Regions from separate parts of the Homo sapiens genome. Here regions 1 and 2 are each linked to region 3. Evidence: chromatin contacts called from ENCODE Hi-C or POLR2A ChIA-PET data. All regions are on one chromosome and are shown on one strand. Each heading gives the region's core, a stretch centred on a gene start or an enhancer-like site at or near the end of the contact. The rest is flanking DNA. Distances are from core to core; before and after follow the strand shown.

The links. A loop is a pair of places that touch in the nucleus more often than their neighbours do. ChIA-PET counts read pairs that join two places held with the same protein, here RNA polymerase II (POLR2A). Pooled maps may share reads with other maps.
Region 1: a map of OCI-LY7 shows a loop between it and region 3 (2.3-fold over the local background). The contact joins two enhancer-like sites. A Hi-C loop is called at or near these places in 11 of 168 maps with a recorded cell type or tissue (CD14-positive monocyte, K562, OCI-LY7 and 5 more), 5 of 37 single-sample maps with no recorded cell type and 11 of 50 pooled maps. POLR2A ChIA-PET finds 5 or more read pairs at or near these places in 1 of 52 experiments (OCI-LY7).
Region 2: a loop to region 3 is called in a map of left cardiac atrium, with 4 times the contacts of the local background. The contact joins two enhancer-like sites. A Hi-C loop is called at or near these places in 10 of 168 maps with a recorded cell type or tissue (Caco-2, Right ventricle myocardium inferior, cardiac septum and 4 more), 11 of 37 single-sample maps with no recorded cell type and 17 of 50 pooled maps.

What each region holds. Positions count from the first base shown.
Region 1 is chr10:71,619,781-71,624,374 of GRCh38, reverse strand. The region is part of intron 11 of CDH23 (cadherin related 23); the gene reads right to left. Among named protein-coding and RNA genes, the nearest start is that of C10orf105, 98 kb to the left of the region's middle. RefSeq lists an enhancer at 1,564-2,167. Within about 2 kb of position 3,039, at least 12 of the 41 ENCODE cell types and tissues checked have a DNase peak (open chromatin) inside an H3K27ac peak, as active enhancers do; they include OCI-LY7, where a contact is called at or near this core.
Region 2 is chr10:71,601,361-71,606,206 of GRCh38, reverse strand. The region is part of intron 9 of CDH23 (cadherin related 23); the gene reads right to left. Among named protein-coding and RNA genes, the nearest start is that of CDH23-AS1, 92 kb to the right of the region's middle. Within about 2 kb of position 1,471, at least 2 of the 41 ENCODE cell types and tissues checked have a DNase peak (open chromatin) inside an H3K27ac peak, as active enhancers do.
Region 3 is chr10:71,692,565-71,697,481 of GRCh38, reverse strand. It overlaps CDH23 (cadherin related 23), which reads right to left. Exons shown (of 70, transcript NM_022124.6): 21 at 3,223-3,335; 22 at 1,957-2,064. Among named protein-coding and RNA genes, the nearest start is that of C10orf105, 25 kb to the left of the region's middle. RefSeq lists an enhancer at 3,360-3,429. Within about 2 kb of position 3,186, at least 17 of the 41 ENCODE cell types and tissues checked have a DNase peak (open chromatin) inside an H3K27ac peak, as active enhancers do; they include OCI-LY7, where a contact is called at or near this core.

The DNA of each region.
Region 1 (4,594 bases), core at 1,790-4,289, 73 kb after region 3:
CAGACCCAGGCTGTCTGGCTGGTTAATTTTATTTCTAACAACTCCAGCTGCCTCTCTCGTCCTTCCCTGAAAAGGGATGCTGCAGGGGGTTTTGAATACACAAATACAAGGCAGGCTGGGGTTGGGGACAGAGATGAGGCCCAGAGAGGCGCCCAAGTCCCTCTGCTTGAAGTGGGAGCTGGGTTTGCCGGAACCGAGTCCGTGGAGCCGGCTCAGGGAAAGGAGGATGAGCTGGCTGCAGGGTCAGTGGGCAGGGGGAAGGCCCGGGCGGCACCTTCCCCTTCCTACCCGTGTCCTCTTGGATGAAGAGAACATTAGGATTTGTAGAGTCTTAAAGACTGACTGGCCCAACTCATTGTTTTCCAGAGGCAGACACTGAGGCACAGCGGGAGGACGAGTCTTGCCTGGAATCGCACCTGAATGCGGAAGAAGAACTGGGCTGAGAACCTGGCTTGGGCGCTCTCTCTGCCACCTTCTCAGGGCAGTTGGGGTAGGTGTGGTAGTGGAAGGCTGAGGTCAGAGTTCAAAATCCTGGGCTGATTTGAAATCACAGAGCCTCTGTCATAAAGGCTGAAGGGGCCAACTCAGTGTCCTGGGAAGAGTTCCTAAGAGCAGTTTCTATTGGACTTTTAGGGTTCTATGATCATGGAACTGGGGGTTCTCCAGCTTTCTGAAAACACCTTAAGAGGAAAATGGCTAAACTGCTAAACCGTCAGACACTGGAATGCATGGTCACGGGAGTGGGGAGTGTCTCCCGTGTGGGAGACTTCACTCCTTTTCACTGCTTCCACCCTGCACATTTCAACACAGCCATCAGAGGGCTCCTTGAGAAAGGCGACTCAGACCACATCAGCTCCCTGGCTTCCTGGGGCTCCCAGTAACAGAAAAACGCCTTCCTGTGCCTGACAAAGCCCTGCCTGCCCCCGATGAGGCTGCAGCCTGGCCTCCTGACACCTCCATCCTCTTGAGCTCTGTCCTGGACATCCACAAGAGCCTCTTTTCTGCTCCTTGAAAATGCCAGGCCATTTCCCTTTTGGGGATCTCTGCCCTTGTAGGGGAGCGTCTGCTGCCAGAAATGTTTTGCCTCCACAGCTCTGCATGGCTGCACCTTCCATGCCACTTAACCTCAGCTCCAACAGCACCTTTCTGAAGGCTTTCTGGGACCACAGTCAGGAATCACCCTATCCCACCCTGTCACTCACTCACCCTGTTTATAGAGTTCTGAACATCCATTTCTACTGCAATTCTGTCTCCCCACTGGAAGGAAATATAAGCTCTGGGAGGGCAGAGGCTACATCTTCAGCTCAGTCCCCCCAGGACCTAGCACAGTGGCAGGCACATAGTTGGTGCACATAACACTTGTTGCTTGAATTAATAACTAACCCCCAACCTGCGTAAGTTTCAGCATAGTCCCTCAGGAAGGCCAGGGGTTCGGCAAATTAATGAGGCCCGAAGGCCTTTCTGAAATATTCCAATTCCCAGAAGCAGCCAGAATCTGGCAGCTGAGGCCTCTCTGGGGTGGGGAAGAGAGTGGTGTCCCAATCCCTACCCCGATCCCTCTCCTCTGCACAAAATATTCTCAAGGACAGCAGCAAGTGTGTTCTGAGAAGCTGGGGGTCAGGAGTGAGGCAGAGGAAAGTGGATCAAATGCTCCCAGCTCTGGAGAAGGAAGGCAGGACATCCGCAAATGGTATTTCTCCTGACAGCGGATGAGAGGAACTGTCAGTTTTCAGCTATCTGGGTCAGCGGGGAGGGGTCGTGCATAATGAAACAACTATTTAAGAACAATACCCCTTGCTGGGATTTGTAAGGCACCCAGAGGTGTGGATGGTCTCCGAGCCACCCTGCCTCCGTCCCCCGCCCCCTTCTGCTAGTCTGACTCTTCGGAGGGGGATGCCACACAGAGGTAATCCACTGGCGCCTAAGTGGAGGAACGTTTTCTAGGACAACTGAACAGAAAATTCCAACCCGCGCAACAAACTGTCCCCATGCAGAAGGGAAAACAGGACTGCCAGTGGCTGACTCAGCTTCCAGGCATGTTAATGAGGTGAGGCAGGGGAGGGCTGCAGGCAAGGCCAGGAGAGGAAAAGTTGACCCAAGTGGAGAAAATACAAAGAATATGTTGGGGGCAAGGGCGGCACAGGGGGTTTAAGGATATATACATTATAGGACTCCAGGTGGGTGAGTGAGTTGCCGATTCACCGTGGCTCCCCAGAACACCAAGGAAGACACAAGAAAACGCCCAGCCACCAGGTGCAGGGGAATGAGGCTGCCACAACCTTTAATTTGAAACTCAGAGATGAGCTCCCAACACCAAGGCTGACTTCTGGGGCTTCTGCCTTTTGGATTTTTTTTTTTCTGATTTGCATCACAACCAGCTATTTGCATCTCAACTGTCACAAGGTACAAATGGGTTGTTGCTGGTTTCAGCCCACCCTGTCCTTTCCTTCCCTGGTGTCTGTGGGTTTTCTATAGCCAGGCAAAGGAAAAGAAATTACTCAGTGAGACTTGACAATGTGAATGGAGTCCTTGGGAGACAGAAAGGACTGCTTTCAAGCACCTTTGTTGTTGTGAATGGTCTAGCAGAGTCTGAGACTCAGTGAGAGACTGAGCAGAATCTTCGATCTGGTGGCGGCAGTGAATTCGATTAGCATCCTCATTAGGAGAGACTGCCACAGAGTTCCTATGGAGAGGTTACACTGCTTCTTCCTTCCCTTTCTGTTTTGCATCAGCTCCCTCGACTGCCCCGCAGAGGATTTCTGAGGTCATCCTTGCTACACAAACTCAGCCAGACCTGGTTTGGAAAAAGCCCTGGGCCATCTCGCTGATACTTGGGCATTTAACCATGCATTAACTCAACCAATGCTCATTTCCAGAGTGCCATCAACGTTCCAGGCAGAGCATGAGGGCCTGGATTACACTGGTGAGCCAAACTAAGCATGCCCCACCCCCGTGCACCATTCAGTGCAATCAGGAGTTAGATTTAGTGGGATCCTCACACTAATCGTGGGCATGTGAGAGTCACGTGGCTCCACAGAGCCTGGGACAGAGGGTTCTGACTGCTCTGCTGGCTCCCTTCCCTTCAGAGAATTTACTCAACGAACACATTTTCCTGCCACACCAAGCAAATCCAGAGTCACCTTCAACCCAGACACAAATCCCAACAGATGTATTTTTTCCTCAGAAATGGACTGGCAAGAAACAACACTTTTCTAAAAATCTTTTCTCTAACAGTTGCCTGATTTCTCTTTGTGGTTCCCTGATTTTTCTGGCTCTGGACACTCAGGCAATGTTTAACTGCTTTTGCAGTCCTTCTTTTGCTCCTGTTGACAATGTGGCTAAATGCTACACGGGGGTCCCTGGGCCTGATCCTCCATCATGATGGGGCCTCCCCTATATCCAAGACTGGTCCTCTGATGCATTCACCCGGCCAGCTCCGGATTCCTCCAGAGAAGAACATGAGATACACGAGAGCAGGGCTGGGCCGAAAGCAACTCATCCCTCCCTCTTATTGAGGAATGAGCCCGGTGCCACATGAGGGATGGTTTGGGGGCCGCCCCATCTGGAGGCTGGAAAATGGCCAAGGTGACCTCAGGGTTGGGTGGCCTGGGCTCCTGGGCTGCCTCTCCTCATTGGCTCTGTCTCTGCAAGTTATTGTGCCCTGGAGAAGAGGAGGCCAGGCCTGCACTGTCAGAGACACTGACCAGCTCCCTTGGGAAAACAGCCATGGAGAGCAGGGAATGGTCCCTGGTGGGGTTGGGTGCCCTGACTGCAGCGGGTGTGCCAATGGCTGAGCCTGGGTGGGGGGCGGTCACTAGAGGCGGGTTGGACCCAGATACTCCTGGGCATTCCTGCAGACATTTCAGAAAGTGCTTCTAGCAAAGGCAGCCTGAGATAAAATCGGAGGTGTCAGGGTTACATTGCCCCCAACCAGTTGGGGTGAGCAGTCCTGGGGGGTTCCGGCCTTACATCTGGTGGCACTCGCTGGACTCAGGCCTGGTCAGGAGCTGCGGCTCCTGAATGATGACAACGGCTAACGTACTGGGCGCTGTGCCACGCCCTGTACATGCCTCCTTCTCTGTGGCAGAGACAACTACTCGGCACCTTCCCCACGCTTCCTGGCCTGCTGGTGGTGAGGTGGGGGCACATAACTAGTTCTGGCCAATAGTCATTGGGTAGAAGTCACGGAGCCACTTCTGGGATGAAGCACAGAAGAGCTGGTACTTAGCCTTCCAGCTGCCTCTTCCCTGCTGCAGGGACCGAGGGACCTGCAGATCATGCTCCTCAGCCACTACACGGGGTAGGGTTTCCCTGTCCACCTGTGCTAGCCTAGTCGTCCACGTGAGAAATCAACTTTTATGTGGGGCCTAACTTGTTACTGCAATATAAGCTGATGGATGCATTCTCTTTCTTTTCTATTTGTTTTTTTAAACAAATGAACAAAGTGAGGCTCATTACTTTACCTGAGGTCACACAGCTAGTACATGGCAAGGCCAGGCTGAAACACAGGCCCTGTCTGACTCCAGAGCTTGTGCTGCCCCCACACAAGCTGTCTTCCTTCTGGGTTGCCTCCAAGATCAAGCCTCAATTCCTT
Region 2 (4,846 bases), core at 222-2,721, 90 kb after region 3:
GCTCACTTAAACCAACAAATTATAACCTCTCCTAATAAGGCTACAAACTGGACCCTGATTAATTTGCTAATAACTGGCTCCAGTTTATGAAGCATTAACTTGAGTAGCCAAAGATAGTGAAATCTATCATGCCAGTTTGCTAAGGGTCAAGCCACACTCTTCCACCCACAGCAATGCACTGTGCATGGCTCCCTGTAAAATGGAAAGCCTCAGAGAGGCGGCCCCTGGTCCTCTGAGGATGTTTTGATGGGGACCAGAAAGACATCACCAGGGACTATGGCTGAAATAAGAACCTATTTCCTGAAAAACCTTTACACTGCCATGGAGAGAATTTCTTCAAAGGGAATAATCATGAATGTGCCCATAAATGCAGTCACCAGGATGTTCACCATAGTGCTGTTTAGTAAGAAAAACTGGAGGTAACCTAGATGTCCAACAATAGGGGATTCATTAAATAAGTTATGATATGAAATGCAGCAAGCCACTAAAACGTTGCAGAAGAGATGCTTGTAACTTGAAAAAACAGATGTGTTTATGATGTGTTTTAAAAAAGGACAATGATCAGCACAGTTCCATAAGATACTTTTTTTGGCTTAAAAAATGTGCACATAGAAAAAAGGAATGAAATGTTAGCAAAATGTGAACACAGATTATCTGAGTGATAGTGCTAGGACAGAGGTTTTCAGACTCAGCACTGTGGCATTTGGGGCTGGATAATTCTTTGTTGTGGGAGGCAGTCCTGTGCATTGTGAGTTGTTCAGCAGCACCCCTGGCCTCTACCCACTAGATGCTGGTAGCACTTTCCCCCAGATATGACAATCAAAATAATCTCCAGACATTGCCAAATGTCTCCTGAGAGGCACAATCGCCCCAATGAAGAACCATTGCTCCAGCCATTTCAACTTTCTCTTTTGATTGATCTGAATTACATTTGTTGTCTTTCTTTTTTTTTTTAAAAAAAAAAGGTCAATACAAGTTCCTTTAAAAAATAATCCCCAAAGTTCTACAACTTCCTAGTGGTGACAGTTGTACAACACTGTGAATGTAATTAATGCCGCGGAATTGCACACTTTAAAATGGTAAATTTTACGTTATTCATATTTTACTGCACCAAAATACCCCCCAGTGTTTGATGGTGTGTGTCTTTGTGTTCCAAGTTGGTGCTAGATGCAGGCTGCTTTGCAAACTGATTCATTTTAATGTGTAATTCTTCCTCTCCCTGGGTTACCACAATTACTAACAACAATTCACCAGATTTAATCTCCCTGAGGGCAGGGGCCTTTCCCGCCCTGGTCTTGCTACATCAGCTAGGATGAAGGAAGGAATTTGCTCACAGAGGAGCTGCGAGGCACTGGAAAGGTGAGGTCTCTGCTTCCAAGTGGCATCTAGTCTAGATGAGGAAATAGGACCTGTGCCAAAAGGGGCCCAGTCCTGCTGAGGGCAGCTTGCCAGGCCCTGGAAGATTCTGCAGGAGGCTGGAGGAGGAGGGCAGGGCTGGGGTAAGTATGGAGGAAGAGGGCACTCCTGCTGGGGAGACTGGCCTGAGCAAAAGGGTGGAGGTGGGACCATGGCTTCCCAGGTGGGGAGCCAGCAGGAGAAGCAGAGAGTTCACAGGAAGCTGTCAGGAGAGGCTGATGCCCAGAGGAGGAAGCAGTTTGGATTTTTGTCTGGCTCTGAGGAGCTCCTGCAGGGGTTGGGCTGGAGGCAGGAAAGCCTGCTGGTGACGAGGGCATGGACTGGGTGATGGCAGAGAGAAAAGGGGCAATAACAAGGGCTGACGTTTCTTGTGGGCCCGCTGCGTGGCAGACGAGGTGCTCAGCACTTCATGTGAGTTGGTCAGCTACTCCTCAAGGCCTCCTCCTGTGAGGGCATCGTCATTATTCCACTCTTAGCTTTTAAAATTCTTTTTATTTATTTTTTATTTTTAGAGACAGGATCTCACCCTGTCACCCAGCCTGGAGTGCAGTGGCACAATCAGCTCATTGCAGCCTCAAACTCCTGGGCTCAAGGGATCCTCCTGCCTCAGCCTCCCATGTTGCTTAGATTACAGGCATGAGCCACCATGCCTGGCCTTCCATTATTATTGTTATTCCCATTTTACAGGTGAGAAAACAGAGGCACAGAGAGATTAAATGATTTGCCTGAAGTCACACCACTGGCCAGTCACAGAGCCAGGATTCCAGGCCAGCCTGTCTGCCTCTAGAGACTACAGGCTTAGTCCACATGCTGCTTGCCCCTGAGAGATGGGGAAGATGCGTGCTTCTGCCTGTTGACCAAGCGCTTCACATGTTTGTTCACATGCACGACCTCACTGGATCCACAAAATACCGTGTGAAGCCAGCACTGCTACCCATTTATCAGATGAGGAAACTGAGGCACTGTCAGGTGAAGTGACATGTCCAAGGATACATGGTTACTAAGTGACCATGCTGGGATTAGAACCTGGGTCTTTTGGGTCTCACATAGCCCTCATGGCTGCCATGGGCCTTGCCTCTCCTGTGTGGGACTGGTGCTCCCTCAGCCCTGGGGCCCGGAGTCTGGCCAGGAGGTGAGCAAGGTGAGGAAAAGGAGAGCAGGAAAAGGAGGCCCCCCCTGCTGCCTGCTTGGCACCCGGTTACCTCCGGGGCCTGGGGCAGGTAGGCCCAAACACCCATGCTTCCCTTCAACTGGGGTCTCTCCTTGGGCTAAGAGTGGGAGCCAAGGTGCCCCAGGTCCCCCAGCCTGTGCCTCCCAGAGGGCTGGCTGTCTGTTCTGCCTGTCACTGGGCAGGGCCCACATAACTCACCCGAGGCTTGGCACTCAAGAGAGGTCAGGGCACAGGGAGATTTACAGCCCCGATAAAGCCATCTCAGTCTGTGCATAAGCAGTGTTTGATATTTGATGATCTGAAAGGCCTTGTCCCAGGGAAGGAGGGGGAGGGAGGAAGGAGTGGGAGAGACACTTAAGAAAACAAAGAGGACGGTGATCAGACGCCCAAGGAGAAGAAAGCCCATGGCAGGAGGAGGGGGCACGCGCTGTCTGTCATCCTGGACGTGTTGTCACCCCCTCCTCTGGCTCCAATCCAGCAATGGGACATGGGAAAGATGGGCCCAGGGATGAAGCTTCTCGGGAAGTGGGGACACCAGAGACCACCTATCTACCACTGGGCCTGTCCGTACCAGGTATGGGGTGGGTCATACCCCCAGGGAGCCCACCGTCTAATGGGGAAGATTGGTCATCTTCGGGGAAGGACAAGGCACATGTATGAGGAAGCCGACTGGAGAACTCATAAAGGAGTGGATGTGAATTTAAGAGACTGGTTTCATCATTTGGGGCTTGTGGACATTCTGAGATTCAGTTTCCTCTTTGGAGGTGAGAATACCTTCCCCTCTCACAGGGCTGTTTAGAGGTTCAGTGAGATAAGGAATCTGAAGATGCTTTACAAACTGTAAAGTGCTGAACCCATGTCAGGATGCGTCAAAGATGGTGAACTGGGTGCCTGGGGCAGGTGGAGCTGTGCAGTGCCACAGACTGGATGACGTTAAGCAGGAAAGATGGGCAGAGCGGGGCAGGGTGGGGTGCAATGGCAGTGACAGGTGCACCCTGAAGTTTGTGGGACAAAGAGGGTTGGTGCCCCTGAAACTTCCCTCCAAATCCTACTGCCCAGGGTCCAGCCTCCCCCTCCAACTGCCATCTGTTCAGTCCTTTGTCTTGCATCACTGAGATCATGTGGAAGCAGTGTGGGCCTCAGAGGGTACTGAGTTCAAATCCTAGCTCCACTACTTCTAGCTATGTGGCTTTGGGCAAGTGACTTTGCCTTTGAGCCTCAGTTTCCTCACTTGCCAAAGAGGGACACTGACAGACTCTGCCTCCTGGGGCTGCTGGGAGAACAGAGCTGGTACAGAGCGGCTCTCACTGATTGTCCGAGCCCTCTCCATCTTCCCTGCCATCTTTCCTCCATGAACACTAATCCTGACAGTGCCACGGCTGCCCCTGCCCTCCCGCCCCAAGTGCTGCAAGTTCCAGAGTGAATGACTTTCAAATCTGTGGAAGGAGAACCCATCACACACACCTTGAGCCGGGTAATTTATGAATCAAATTGTGCTCCGTCAGGACTCTGCAGCCCAGAAATAGATGTGGTCGGACGAGGTTCAGGGAGCCAGCCTCAGACACAGTTATCTTCATAGAAACTGGCCACCAGCTGGCTGAACCAGCCCGAATGACCGACCTTGAGGGGTCCCCTGGGGGCTGCAGAGCCCCCCCCCCTCCGCCGCCCACCCAGCCCAGGCCCTGCTCCAATGCCTGAAGGGAGAACAGAGATCTGCCTGGGGCTCAGAAGACAGCTGTGACCCTGGGCCAGTCACTTCACTTCTCTGGGCCTCAGGGTTTTCTCCTGTTTAAAAAAGAGGGGGCTTTTCCATGGCAGTGGTTTTTCAAATGTCTTTGTTTCAGTAGCAGATTCTTGTATCAGACAAAATTTCACACAGAGCTCCAGTATAGAAAACAGCCAAAATCAGAGCTAGTTGCCCTGGCTGAAGCAGATGACGGGGTGTGGAGTCCAGCACACCCAGCACCCCGTTACCCTCCAAGGGGGCCCTGAGGGATGGGGTTCAGGGAATCTGGAGATTCCCAGGACGTTTTCAGTTTTAAGATGCCATGGGAGATCTGATCTTTTTGAAAGGGCAGATATTGCAGTGGCTAGGACCAGGGTTCGAACCTCAGCATTACTTCTCACTAGCTGTGTGACCGTGGGCAAGTTATCTACCCTCTCTGGGCTTGCGTTTCTTTAACCATAAAAAGGGGAGGAGTAATTCTTATCTTATAGGGCTGATGTGAGGATAAAAGCAGGTAATAATCCTACTTAGTT
Region 3 (4,917 bases), core at 1,937-4,436:
GCCCATACTGGTCTCAAACTCCTGGGCTCAAGCGATCTGCCTGCCTTGGCCTCCCAAAGTGCTGAGATTACAGGCGTGAGCCACTGCACCTGGCCTGGTGTTGCTTCCTGTACCCTCAGCCTGACAAGCGTGGGGCCTGGCATGCAGTAGGCATTCCCTGATAGCTCGTGGATTTCCTGGAAAGTGAGGAGGCACTGGGCAGCAGGTCCTTGGTCCATTGTCCATGCCTGCTCATGGCTCAGAAGGACATGTGGAGGGCAGGAGACCTGGTGAAGGGCGGGGGGACCAAAGCTTGCAGATGCCCAAGACTGTGTGCAGTCCTCACCTGGCACACCCACGCCTTGTCTGCCGGGTGTACTATTTGATAACGGCAATCCAGGCTGGTGTCCTGTGCAGCCCCCTTTTCCCAGAGCAACCTTCCTCACCTGCCCCTCAATCCCCTTTGGGAGGAATTTCCCAAAAACCTAAGGGAAAGGTGAGGGTTGACCAGAAGGTGTTCAGAGGTGAGATCCAGCCCCAGCTCTTGGAATCCCTGGCTGGGGTGGGGAGGAGGTTACCCTGGGCCAGTGCAGTGCCCACAAGGCGGCAGCAGAGAGCACCCACCAAAGAGCCTAGAGAGCTGTGTCAAAGGGCGAGGGTCCTGGTTTCTAAACCTGGCCCTGGGCTGGAAGGAATTCCTCTACGGGGCTTTGAAAAAAATCGCAGATTCCAGATCCCTCACCTCTGCCCTATTCCACTGTGCCTATTCCAGTGCCAGAGCCATACTTGGCAGTGGCTCTGGATGGGAGAGGAGGTCAACCTGGAAGGAAGGACAAAGAGGGAGGGAAGGATTGGCCGTCATGCCTATCTTCCTTTCCACATTGTTCACTGACTGGCTGTCAGCTGGTGTGTGGGTGCCCCCTCCCAGAGGAATAAGGACTGGGCCAGGTGGTTTCTAATCCCTTGTCTCCAAGTCAGACAGACCAGGGTTCGAGTCCTGACCGCACCCTTTACTAGCTTTGGGACCTTGGGCAAGCCTTTAAGCTCTAAGTCTGTCTCCTCCACAGTGCAGTGGCAACGGAATCCCTCTGCCTTGTGAGATTACAGTGAGGAGGAGAGAGTTCCTGAGAAGCCCTCAGGGGAGGCTCAGAGCACATCCCAGGTGTTCAGTCAATTGCCAGGATTCATGTCCCCCACAGGGCTGGGTGGGTGGCAGTGGGGATGTTCATGTGGGGACAAGCCTCCTCAAGTAAGGCCACGTGGTGTACAGGGTGGGGGAGGAGAAGGCTGAAAAATGTGGACCTCCCAGCAGAGCAGATGGTGTGGGGGTGGGACCTGGGCTTCCTCAGTTTCCCCAGGATTCTGGTCTCCGCTGGAGATGCCCTGGCTTTGACCGTGTCTCCCCTCTGCACCCTGAATTGTGCACATTCCTGCACATGAGCACACAACACACACAGGGGCCTGTGCAAACCTGGCAAACCTGTGCCAGAAAATTCCTGAGGTGAACAAAACCCCTGCTGGGCAGCCGTGGGGGCCAGCCCGTGGGGGAGGTGACCCAGATGGATGACTGCAGGGGCACAGCAGTGAAAGACAGGTGCTGGGGTGGAGCTGGGGCTTGTGCAGTGTAGGGGTGGGAGCTCTCCAGAGGGGGTGGCCAGAGTCCTGGGCTCTAAGGGCACGTGTGGCTCACAAGCGGAACCGGCCAGAGCTCCCCTGCCACTGTCCCTGGGCTGCCTGAAGCTCCCTTTGACAAAGCCTGAGGCCTACTGACACTGGAGGCCGGATGAGGGCTTTCCCTTGACCTCTGACTGCCTTTCACCATGCAGGAGAACCGCTAGAACTCTATTGCAAGAGCCAGCTCAGAGGGACACAGAGTCCACCAGCCCCATAGGGGAAGGCCCCCTGGAATCGCAGTGGGAGGGGCACAGACCCCTGGGAAGGGCCGCCTGGCAGTTCTGCTGCTCTGCCACCACCTACCGTGGTCACATCAGAGTCTGGAGGGGTCATCTCCACCAGGTTGATGTAGTAGGGTGCGTCCTTCCACGTGGGGTGGTTGTCATTGATGTCCAGGAGGGTGATGTTTACCTGTGAAGCCATAAGGGGCGCTGGGAGACACACCCAGCTGAGATGGGCCAGGGCAGGGCCTGCCAGGGGAAAAGTGCTCAGATGCCCACGGGCAATCTTCGCATTAATTCTGCCAGCTCCACCAACCTTGGGAGCCTTGGGCAGAGCCTGGGCTTTCGAGGGCAGGAAGGAGCCAGGCCGCTTCAGGAGAGAGAGTTCCAGTGTTGTCCCATCAGGAGGCAGTGGAATGGATGTGATAAGCCCTGAAATCCTTGCTGTGACCTGGGGCTTCCCCCATCCCTGCCTCCAGTCTTGGCTGAAGGTGACTGACAGGGTGGGGGATCTAATAGAATCCCTTGAGCCTCCCCGTCTCAGCTACAAGCCAAGCAATTTCCCTGCTCACCTGCCACCAGGTACATTATTTATAGGGCTCTGATTCCTATTAGTAGGAGCCTCCCTTGACAGAGTAGGGCACTGGGGATTTTTCCATCAAATCCCTGGCCACGCGATACCGTCTCCAGCCTCTCTGGCTGGGTAAGGATGGGGTGGCTGCTGCAGACTGGGTGAGGGCCACAGTTTTGAGGGTGAGCCAAAGAAACCGAATGGGGAACAAAGAGGGGAGGTGGCTGGAGTGACTGTCAGCTGGTCCTCCCGCTTCCTCTCCCACAGAGGGCTTCTCACTTCCCCTTTCACTTCTGCAGCCGAGAGCTCATTCGAGGCCCCCACGTTTCGTTCCTCTAGCTTTCTACTCTCTGGGGCACATTAGATGGGGGAGAACAAGCCCCCAGGGACCCTCCAGGGCCCTGCTTCCTGCTCTGAGCTGCTCTTCCTCGCAGGAATGCCTGCTTCTGCTTTGTTGACAGGCACCAAGGCAAGGAGGGGCCTATGGGGCTCATGCCTTCTGCCACCTGCCCTCCTGGATTTTTAGGGGCAGGAGAGAAAGTATTTCATTTTGCTCCTCCCAAGTGCCCCTACATTCCTGGTGGTGATGCCTTTCTTCCCCACAGCTGTGGTGGCCCCGGGGGCTGACCTCTGCTGCTGATGGGTTCATTTTCGCCCCCTTGCTCATTCTCACAAAGCCTCACACTGGCTCAGGACACGGGGGTCCAGAGGTACAAGCAGGGAGCAGCAGCCTGGCCGGCGAGGGGGAGCTGGGGCACGGGAGGGGAGCGCACTCACGGTGGCGATGCCAGTTTTCTGGTTGTGGCCCACACCCCCGTCCACTGCGCGAACGATGAGGATGTATTCAGACTTGGTCTCTCGGTCAAGCAGAGACGTGGTGGTGATTTCCCCTGCCAGAGAGAGAAGTGGGTGCGTGAGAGGGTTTGGGTGGGCCAGGGAGAGAGGGAGGGAAGAAGAGAGAGAGCGAGGGAAGGAGAGAGGGTGAGAACTTGCACGAGAAATGTTAGCAAGCTACCATGATCTGGCGGCCTGGATGTGTTCCTGAGCTGGTGCTCACAGTGGGAGACGGGAGAGCTCCTGTGCCTTGGGAGCTGGTTCCCCAGGGCTGGGCAACATAACCCCATGAGGAGGAAATATTTGCAGATGTGGGAAAATCTAGGCTGATTCTCGGGGTTAGGGGCTGGAGAACAGGGCAGGAGGGCCATTAGGCCTTAAGCTCAGTCACAGATCACCTCTTGTTTAGACTTTTGACATTATCTTACTGGCTTTCTCACCTGGAGCTAGTTACTTCAATCCTCTGTGCCTCAGTTTCCTCATAGGGTCCAAAGGGAACCATAATAGGAACTACCTCATAGGGCTATTGTGGGGTTAATTTAATTAAGATCATGGAAATCTTAGAACAGTGCCAGGCACTGTTTATTTATACAGTCACAGAAATACAATGACAGGAAATAAAAACACCGGGTGTTCACATGCGTCTAACTTGTGACTCATTACTGGACAGTTCAACCTATCCAACCTTATCGTGCATTGATAATTAATAGTTATAAAATAATTTCCTAATTACATTGTGAAGAGCATAATTACATTGCCTCGAGTTGTTTTAGTGTGCTAAATCTGAACAATTAAACAACATTTCTTGTTCGCCTGTATTTGGTCTTTCTTTGTATTTTGGTGTAACTGAAATGCAAACATCACCCTGATAGTGGCGTGCTGGTAAATGTTTGACAACTGGCTCCCCAAAATAAAAAAAAAAAAAGGCATTTGCCAATTTCCTTGGTGTAAATAGCCCCACCAGGGCCCATTTTAAGCTACCAACTTGGTGGTATTGAATATGGAGTTCACAATTGAGTGCCTCGCTAGCTCTTGGGAGCAGGGTGAGCCAGTCCCAGCAGACTTCAGCAATCACAGCAGCCAGGCCATTTACTATCTTGCATCAGCCATGGGAGAGCACCCACGTGGTGAAGATGTGAGATGTGGATTTGAATTCTGATTATGGCCCTTCCCAGACGCTTGGCCTTGGAGAATTTTAATTCTTTGAAGCTTCAGTTTTCTCATCTATAAAATGGAGATTAGTGTGACTTCCATGCAGAGCCGTTGTGAGGCTACAGTAATTCTAGGTGAGGCTCCCAACACTCAGAAAATGACTGTTTTCTTCCAATGGACCGTGAGCATTCTCCACGGGCAGGGCCTGTGTGCTATCCATCTTTTTATCCCCATTGCCTGAGCTGTGTGACCTGGGCCAAGTCGCTTAACTTCTCTGTGCTTGGTTCTTTCCACCATAAAACAAGGCAGCTGGACCAGATTGCTTTTAGGACTGCTTCTACCCTGACAGTTCCCTCTGTGGCACACTGGCTTGCCCTCTGGTCTGTGCAGGGGCTGAGCAGGGAGCTGGGGGTGGGTGACAGGGCAGCTTAGGTGCTGAGGCCAGGAATGGAAGACTCACAAAGGTCTGCCCAACGAGCCACACTC